Linked DNA regions of Homo sapiens: region 2 is linked to region 1. The links are chromatin loops, found by intact Hi-C in ENCODE. Cell type or tissue: Calu3. All regions are shown on one strand.

Region 1 (5,000 bases):
GCTGCAGTGCCCCCTGAGGCTTCCACACATCTTTCTGAATATTATTTTTCAAGTAACAAGGGCAGGGACAGCGGAAACAGCTGCCCACCCCCCCCATCCCAGCAGCTCAGCTAAGCCCTGATGAGAATGAAGCCACAGGAGTTGTCTGAGGTGAACCCAGCCGCTCAGCCACACATGGAAGCCATTGCCTTTGCACATAGTTCTTGGGTTCTTTTTCCTAAAAAGGTAAGGAGCTGAGGTGTGTGGTTTTTTAATATTAAGAATATATAATGGAAAACACACGACTGACGCTCAGGCATCTTCCCCTACTCCCCAACAGATCCCCAGAAGACAGCGTGGAAGGCAGTGTAGACAGTAAATCGGGCTTCAGTTCTATAGCCAAGAAGAGATCAGCTGCTGAAACCACCAGTGGGTACCCCAGGCCACCTGCCTTTGAACTTGGGGATTTGCCATGTTTGATCTTGTCACATACTTGCTTTTTTACAAGATGAACTCTTTGTATTTATGATTTGGGGGGCAATGAAAGGTGCAATGCAGGAACTGCTGCTGCCGAGCTCGCTGGTCACATGGGGGTGCCAGGCGGGATTCTGGAAAACCAGTGCACTTAAACTGATCCTGAAGAGAGCTGTCCCAGCACTCTGGCCACCAGGAGGGCCAGATTCCCCAGAAACTACCTTTTGCCCAAAGAACATGCTCAGTATTTGGGGCATTTCCTCCCACAAACCCTGACTGCTTCTGTTACCTCAGGGCCTTGGTACCTGGATACTGCCACAGAATTGGGGCGGGTGGGGGAGGGGCCTATTTTTAAATAAAATAACTGTTCAAAGTTGGGGGTTTTTTAAAAAATTAAGAAAAAGGAAAGCTATTCTGTATTGCACCTTTTCACAATTTAATACATTTTCTTACATTTTCCTGTGATTTTCGAAACTAAACCATTGTGTGTCCTGTAGTGTCCTGGTTGAGCTGCCGCTCAGCAGCTTCCTCGGGGGGATTTGGAACACCTGTGTCTGTCGCCGCACTGCCTGTGGGAGGGGCCCAGAGGGCTGCTGGGACTGGCGTCTGTACACACTTGTTTGGCCTTTTCTGTAGTTGATGCTGTAAACTCTATGGCTTTTTAAAAACGATTTCATGTTTTTATTTAGTATTGGAAATCCAATACACTTTTTTAATCCAATCAAACTCTGGTCTGGTCAAAGAGTTATTTTCCTTTGTCCTTAAAAAAAAAAAATAACAACAACTTTGGGGCCCCCTGCTTCCCAGCCTCTAACTGACTTCACGGTTGCCTTCACAACTGTAAAGCCAGTAGTCTATGAGGAGACTCAGGGAAGGGTGGCAGGTGAGCCAGGAGGCTGCAGGAGGTGTTTGGACCGTCCACCAGTACCAAAAATGAGTCTTGTCCCTGTTCCCATCCCCCTGTTGCTGCCCTGCAGGGACTGAGCAGCCTGAGGAATCAGAGGGGGCCCCTGGCAGCCGTCCCTGAATGGAGTGCAGGCCATGTCCCTGCCGCGGCAGCGCATTCTGTTAGGGCAGACTGACTGTCCACGTGGGGCCTGGCCTCCCCACTCCCAGCCCCACCACTCATAGGGACCTGAAGCTGGAGCAGATGTCTCCTGGGATGCCCGCTTGCCCCAGGCTGCCTCACCTTACTGTGTTCACTGTGTAAGATTCCTCGTGGTGTCCCAGAGTCTGGGCCAGGGAATAGGGGACCTCAGCAGCCAGAGGCCTGAGCTTGCAATAATAGAATGAGGGCTAAACACAGAGCACAGTGTCCTCACTGCTCCCTTTGCCCCACTGTTCATCTGCTCTGTGGCTAGAGTGTACTTTAGGAAGCCCAAATCCCGTCCTTCCCATTAGCCACACTCCACTGGGCTCAGGATGAAGTCCATGCTCCCATAGCTGCAGGTTGGTGCTTGTCTGCCACAGCCTCCAGGTCCAGACTAATGTTGCCTTGTGTACCAGGGGTGTGGCCACAGAAAGCTACCAGTGAGGCCATTCTCAGTCTGCCTGGAGTGTCCTCTTTACTGCCATTCTGTCTTAAGTGCCGGGCGTCTGCTGCTACTATCCCTCCTGTGCGTCCCTAGGTGGAGCTCTTGGCACATATTACCATGATTTGTTTGAGTCTTTTCCTGGGCCCTGTGGGCTCAGTGGGGACAAGATTATTTCTCACTCCTTTCTGAATGTCTAATGCCAGGGGCAGTTTCTGACAATAGCAGATGCTTGTCTCTTGGATGGATAGACAAACAGTCACGAGGACTCATGCCCTGGAGCGTGCTGAAAGGCTTCACACACGCGCACAAGAAGCCCCCTCCTGGCAGGGATCCTAGTAGGTCCCCAGTGTTCTGGTGCTAGAACACTCCCATTTCAGCAGCCATGGCCGTTTGGCCTCCTGGGGTAAACGTGAAAGATGAAAGATGACAGTCATGAGAAACGATGCTGGACTGGGCCCAGTGGCTCACGCCTGTAATCCCAGCACTTTGGGAGGCAGAGGCAGGCGGATCACCTGAGATCAGGAGTTCTTGACCAGCCTGGCCAACATAGTGAAACTCTGTCTCTACTAAAAATACAAAAATTAGCCAGGCATGGTGGCGGGCGCCTATAATCCCAGCTACTTGGGAGGCTGAGGCAGGAGAATCGTTTGAACCTGGGAGACGGACGTTGCAGTGAGCAGAGACCATGCCATTGCACTCCAGCCTGGGCAAGAGTGAAACTCCATCTCAAAAAAAAAAAAAAAAAAGAAAAAGAAACAATGGTGCTGCCTCATGACCAACTTCAAGCTGGGAACTAACACAAGAATATCTTGCAGATTTGTTCTAAGATGAGCATATGGACAAGGGTGTATACGAAGAAGAAACACCTCTTCCCCTACCCCATTCCTGCCCCATCCATCAACCTCTCCCAATTGCAGCCACCTTCCTGCCAGAAGTGGGGAGAACCATCAGGAGAGACTGGAGACAAGCAATAAGCAAGCCATCAAATTGATGATGACAGGGCCATGGGCAGGGATTGGAGAACCAGGGAGCCAAGAGGAACCACTGCTAACCACAGACAGAACCCCAGACAGCAGGTACCCGATTCTTAACCTAGGGTTCCCAGCTACCAAAGGAGGGAGTTCACCAGGGGTGCAGGAGGAAGAGGTAGGAGACAGTAGTTGAGAGAAAATAATACTTGTTTTTAATAATCTTGTAAATGTACATAATGTTGGAAAAGTGCTACTTAAAACTACCACTACCCTCTAAGCATGGTGGATGATATTCATCTCAAGACACCCTTTTCCTCAATTAGGAACTTGGTTTGTAAAATGAAAGGGACCTAAAGCTGAGCTCCAAAAGGTTGGTGGGAGTACCTGCTGCACTATAGCACAAGAATAATTCGGGATTTCCTGAAATAATTAGGGGTGGAGGGGACACGCAACCGGTATAATCAACAAGATGGTGCAAGAATGAGGGGCTCTGTGGGAAAGCACCCCAGTGGGAACTGGCTGGCCTCAAGGTGTTCAAAGACCTTTCTTAAATGGGAAGATCTTTTTGTTTGTTTGTTTGTTTTGTTGTTTTTGAGTCAGAGTCTCACTCTGTCACCCAGGCTGGAGTGCAATGGCGTGATCTCGGCTCACTGCAACCTCCGATTCCCAGGTTCAAGCGATTCTCCAGCCTCAGCCTCCAGAGTAGCTGGGACTACAGGCACCCGCCACCATGCCCAGCTAATTTTTGTATTTTTTAGTAGAGACAGGGTTTCACCATATTGAACAGGCTGGTCTCGAACTCCTGACCTCGTGATCCACCTGCCTCGGCCTCCCAAAATTCTGGGATTACAAGCGTGGACCACCGCGCCCGGCCAAATGAGAAGATCTTGCCCTATTTGCACTTCTATGGAGTGAACCCCCTCCAGCTCCCCAAATCTCATGTAACATCTGCTGTGTGCACATGGCCTTGAATGTGTTACTGGACACTCCCCCAGTGAAGAAAACAGCATCTGGGCCAACATGGCGGTGGGCAGGCCATGAGTCTGGCATGGCACGGGTGACCCATGAATGGAATTGGTTCGCTAGAAGCAGGAGCTGAGGGCCAGAAGTGACCATAAGAATCTAAACCTGAGAACTCTCAGAAGTCCAGGGGGCAAAGGGGGACACAGGTCAAGAAATGTGGGTTCCAATCAGCCTAATCCAGATTTTAAGAGGCAGACTGACCTCAGCTTGTGTCTGAGTTGCCATCAGTTTACAATTTCTCCCTCCTCGGGGTCCTGGAGCAAAGCCTCATCACCCTGTTACTAGGTGTCAGCCCCTTGCTAATGGGGTCTGCCTTCTGTGGACCCGGTTGCCCAAAGGAGAAATCTGGGAGCCATTCTAAATTCTTCCCTCAACACCACAGCACATTGCTCAGCAAATCCTGCCAGCTCTTACCTCTCAGAGGTCCCCCAGAGTAGCTCTTTGCTGTCTGGTAGGCAAACTACTAATTAAGCCCCCTGCCTGAGTCTCACCAGCAATCAGGGAGCGATCCTCCACACAAGTGTTCAGGTGCTGCTTCTAACGCAAATCTGATGCTTCCCCGCTGCTCAGCACTGTGCGATGAGAGCTCCAGCACCTGCCCTACGGTAGAGACTCCAGTGTGGCCCTGTCTGCCTCGTCCCTTTTATTTCCCACTAACCTGCCCCTTCACCCGAATTTGGCCCTAACCATTGACAGCAATTTACACTTGCAGAATAAGCCGTGATGTCTGGCCTCTACTGTTTCCTCTGCCTCAATTTCTCTCTATCCCCTACCCTGACCACTGGCTTTCTCTGTCTGGTCATATCTATTCATCTTTGAAGGCCCAGCCTAACCATCCAGTCCCCTGATCATTCTTGTTCACGTTTCTGTCTCCGCCAATACACTGTGACCTCGCTAAGGAAAGCAGCTGTGCTTGGATTCTCCACCCGAGCACCCAGCACACCATAGGTCTTCACTAAATGAACTTGCCTCGTGAGGCAGATGGACTTGAAATCAGGTAACTAATACATCATGGCCC
Region 2 (5,000 bases), 230 kb after region 1:
CCCTCCTCTTGGACAGATTCTGTGTCTTATATTTTAACCCCTAGCACAGTGGCCAGCTGTGGTAGGAGCTCAGTGATGTTAACCGCATGTTTAATGGCAGTAAGCACAGCATGCTATGAGAACACAGAGCAGGTCACTTAATTGTGAGAAAGTCAGGAAAAGCTACAGAGAAGCTATCAGTTGAGCCAAACTGAATTCTCTAGATGGATAAGCCTTAAAAGAGATTCAAACAGGTGGATTTTCACAGCAAGGCAGATCAGTTATTGAAATTTATGTATGGCAAGTGGTTAGACACACAGGCTTCTTTACTAAATCTCAGCATTAGGAGGAAAGAACTCTTTCTGAATTTTGAACATTAGCATAAGTCAAATAAAAGTAAGATGTTCTATATCATTGGATAGGTAATAGATTTGTGGTCATCACTGCTCCCAAGAAATGATACTGGTCCTGGCATGAAATAGTCTAATTAATTTTTAAAAATAATTTCAATTTTCATTTTAGATTCAGGGGTACATGTGCAGGTTTGTTACCTGAATATATTGTGTGATGCTGAGGTTTGGGATACAAATGATCCCATCACCCAGGTAGTGAGCATAGTACCCAATAGATAGTCTTTTAATTAATTGTAATAAAGTGTTTCATTTATTCACTCAATAAACTTATTGAAGCACCTTCTAGTGTTAAGCACTATAATAGGTGCTATATATTCATTAGCGAGCAAAACGAACTTAGCCCCTTCCCTCTTGGGGCTTATAGTCTAGTGAAAAAATAGACATTAAGGAAATCACTACAAACACACAGACACAATGATAAATGCTATGAGAGAAAGTGGAATGTTGAGGGAAAGTACAACAGAGTCACCTAGTTGAGAGACTAGGCAAGAAGTGAACAATGATCAGAGGTTAATTAGGCAAAAAAATTAGGGGGAAGAGGCAGAAGAGATATAGGAAACTCCATGGCAAAATGGTTTGAACAAATCGATGAAGAGCCATAAAGCAGCTCAACTAAGAGTTGCTGTTGAGGAGGAAGGGCACACCCCTTCTCAGGTCCTGCTTCTGCCTCTTCCTTGAGTTCATGCCATATTGTAGTGGGTATCCCCCCCTGAATCAACTCCAGCGACAGTGGTCTCCTTGCAGGTTCCCAGACAGGCTATGCTGTTTCATGCCTTTTTAAAATTGTGGTAAAAAACATGCGACATGAAATTTACCCTCATTTTAAGTGATCAGTACAGTATTGTTAACTATAAGCACAGTGTTGTCCACAAATTTAAGCATTATGCATAAGCATTAAGCATAACATTAAACAATAATGTTGTCCAGCACAAATGTTTGCACAAATTTTCTCATACATGCATAAGAAGCTTACACAGCTCAAAAATCAGAGCAATGTAAAAAGGCATAGAGAAAGCTTTTATTCCCACCCCTGCCACATCTGCACTGTTCGCCTTCACTCCCTGCAGATAATATTTTTATTAGCCTCTTGTGTATTAGTCCTCTAGTTCTTTATGTAAAGAATATACATTGTTATGTTCTCTCTTATTAAAAAAGTAGCATATGATGGACATTGTTATGTAGCTTGCTTTTTTGCCTAACAATACGTGTTAGAGTTCAGTTTATATAGAGCTGCACTGTCCAAGATCAGTAGGAGTCATATGTGGCTGTGGAGCACTTGAAATGTGGCAGGTGCAACTAAAAATGGAATTTTAAATTTAATTTAATTTAAATTTAGATTTAAAAAATGAAAGCAGTGAACAATATTTTCCTATTAATCTCAACTTTATTGTTTTAGTAGGACTACATTTCACTTTAACTATTGAAAATCCAACATCCAAATTGAGATGTGGTATAAGTGTAAAACACACACTGGATTTCAAAGACAGTATAAAAAAAATGCAAACTGTCTCATTAATGTTTTACATCATTTACAATCTAGTCATCAATTTGTTCAGTGTTTTTTGATATAGTTGGCTAAATAAAATATTAAAACCAATTCTGCCAATTTATCTTTTTTTAAAAGTGATACTAGAGAACTTTAAATTACATATGTGGCTCAAATTCTATTTCTTTTTTTTTTTTTTTTTTTGAGACAGAGGCTTGCTCTTTCGCCCAGGCCAGACTGCAGTGGCGCTATCTTGGCTCACTGCAAGCTTTGCCTCCCGGGTTCACGCCTTTCTCCTACCTCAGCCTCCTGAGTAGCTGGGACTACAGGCACCCGCCACCGCACCCAGCTAATTTTTTGTATTTTTACTAGAGACAGGGTTTCTCTGTGTTAGCCAAGATGGTCTCGATCTCTGACCTCGTGATCCGCCTGCCTCGGCCTCCCAAAGTGCTGGAATTACAGGCGTGAGCCACCGCACCTGGCTCAAATTCTATTTCTACTGGACAGTGCTGATACATAACATTTACTACTTTTTACACCTGTATAGTATTCCATTGTATAGAGTACCACAATTTACTTAACCAATCCACCTTTGATGCATACCTGAGTTGTTTCCAATCTTATGTTTAAAAAAAAAAAAAAGCAGAAATGCTTACCCTTCTCCATGCATCACTTCATACATGGGCAGGTTGATCTGTAAAATGAATTCCCGGCATTGGGATTGCTGGGTCCAAATGTAAATACATTTGTAATTTTGATATTGCCAAATTGCCCTCCGTAAGCATTGTACCAATTTGCACTCCCACCAGCAATGTGTGTGAGTGCCAGTTTCCTCATACATTGCCACTTGAAACTACAATTAACTGTATTTTTGGATGTAATAATCAACATTTCTTTTTGCTAATTCTGAGAGGGTTTTAAGAAGAAATCATAAATGGTTTGTCTAACTTCTCTTTCCATTTGGAAAAAAAACCTATTGATAAAATGCTTAGAGGTAGCATTTCAGAACTGATTTTTTTTTTTTTTTTTTTTTTTTTTGAGACGGAATCTCACTCTGTCCCCCAGACTGGAGTGCAGTGGCGCAATCTCGGCTCACTGCAACCTCCGCCTCCTGGGTTCATGCCATTCTCCTGCGTCAGCCTCTGGAGTAGCTAGGACTACAGGCACCTGCCACCACGCCCGGCTACTTTTTTTTTTTTTTTTTTTTTTTTAAGGAAAGCATCAAAGAATTAACCCTCACTGTTTCCCAGGTTGTAAATTTCTATGAAAGTTGCAACTTTCACCATACTGAGATTTAGGCAGAGGGATTTTGTGAGGGTTCAAATGGATAAGGGACTACATTTTCTTCTGTTTTTTTAAGAGTTGGGGATTTCTCAGATTACTCCAGCAGCCTTCCCTGGCTGTGGTGGACTAACATTTAAGGGTAGACTGGCAGTTTCCATGCAATTTTTGCATATTGTCAGTTAATCTCCTGGATTGGTTTTACTGTATGCTAAACATATTCTAACTCAATGGGTTGCTTAACTGAGGAAACCAGTGACAACATAACTGGCGCTTAAGAGCTGCCATAATCATCAGATAGTTCATTCCACTGACTTTATTAGTAAATGGCAGAGAAAGTTTATCTTTTCACTTTATGGATCCAACTGTTGTCCCTCATTTGAGACTTGTGTGCCCTCTACTGCCCTCTTTGCCTTTTTTTGTTTTTTCAGATGGAAATGAAGAAGTAAACATTCAGTATCCAAAAGAAAACTGCTTTAAATTTTCCATTCATAGGAATATGAAAATAAGATTCTTATGAAGAGAATTCTTACTATGGAGTTAGAGACGTGCCAGATAAGTTAATAAATCAGTATAATGGAACCCTTGATTTGGGGGAATATAAAATATTTTGGCAAATCCTAGAGGCATAGAAAGGCATTTTATATCAAATATGACTATGGACACTTAACTATCTTTAGTATTGTATTGATTTTCAACATAAAAAGATTAAGAAAAAAAAGTTGTCTTACGTTCCTCATGCAGGAAAAGCACCAGGACATTGAGGACTTAGTATAAGGGTCATCCTTGGCAACTGGTTTTATTGAGTCATTGCTACTATGTTTGAGTTACACAATAAACAAATATACAACTTTCTAACAGGAAGTAGCTGCAGCCATAGCTATTCTTCATATTTTTGTTTCTGTTGCTAATTTTTGCCTAATTTTGTTTCAGGAAGGGTTTTCACTCATTGGTAGCAAGGACTGGTTGAAGATTGTAAGACGCGTGGATTGTCTGTTGTTTGGAACAACGATAAAGGCAAGATTTAAGCTAATGATCACACTCTTCTCATCTTCTATGTGTGTATGTTGGGGAGGTATTTGGGGGCATCTCTTGGTAGGTGACGGGTACTGGGAAGAATACAAATGTTTAAGAAAGGTTTGTACTATGAGAAAAACATGAAACAAGGACCGTAGAGAGGCAGAAGCCTCATTAGCAGGAGGACATTGCTAAGGAGTCAGGCTCTGATGGATTTCTCAGTATGCGTCTGATGGAGCTGTGCAGCCATTCTCTATCCCCCAAGCACAAATTGGAAGTGGAGTACATCATTTGTCTTGCGATTTGGATGTTTAAAAAGGTGTATACCTTCAAATGATTCAGTGAATATGTATTTTCATTTTTTCTTTTTAATATTAAAAAATTTCCCTTTTACTTGCTTTCTAGCTGTATTAAGTGTAAAGAATGATCTTCATCAAAGAAACAGTCATATTAATCACCTGGATCATTTTCCTTCAAAAATAACTATGAAAACCAATCTGTTAACATTCATGGAGTAGATAATATTGAAATTTAAGTGAAAGATACTAATTTTTGAGGGACTCAGACTCTGAGAGTTAGACGATTATCTAGTGGAGGGGTATTAACCTGGGGTACACAGACCCCAGAGTCTCCATAGAATTCAGGGGGTCCATGAACTTCCATGGATTTTCACTGACCTCTAATTGAAATGTATCATTTCCTTCCACTATGAATGTAAGGCCAGCAGACCACAGTAGTTTTAGACCTTCTCACTAATGGAAATCACAGATACTTTCATATCACATTTCAGTTGTTTCTGACATCTCAAATGTTTATGCTCATCA

The links. Peaks named below come from ENCODE experiments on the same cell type or tissue, not always from the same donor. Only the 100,000 strongest peaks of a DNase experiment are listed, where the experiment ranks them.
Region 2: it touches region 1 in a loop (4-fold over the local background); 27 of 110 quality-filtered maps call a loop at or near these places.

Annotation. Positions count from the first base shown.
Region 1 is chr15:73,304,027-73,309,026 of GRCh38, forward strand. It overlaps NEO1 (neogenin 1), which reads left to right. Exons shown (of 29, transcript NM_002499.4): 29 at 1-1,179. Among named protein-coding and RNA genes, the nearest start is that of MIR12135, 6.6 kb to the left of the region's middle. In Calu3, a CTCF peak has its summit at 2,113; a DNase peak (open chromatin) is centred at 2,085.
Region 2 is chr15:73,536,393-73,541,392 of GRCh38, forward strand. REC114 (REC114 meiotic recombination protein) reads left to right here. Exons shown (of 6, transcript NM_001042367.2): 3 at 4,093-4,176. Among named protein-coding and RNA genes, the nearest start is that of NPTN-IT1, 31 kb to the right of the region's middle. In Calu3, no CTCF peak of the experiment used is centred here; a DNase peak (open chromatin) is centred at 2,989.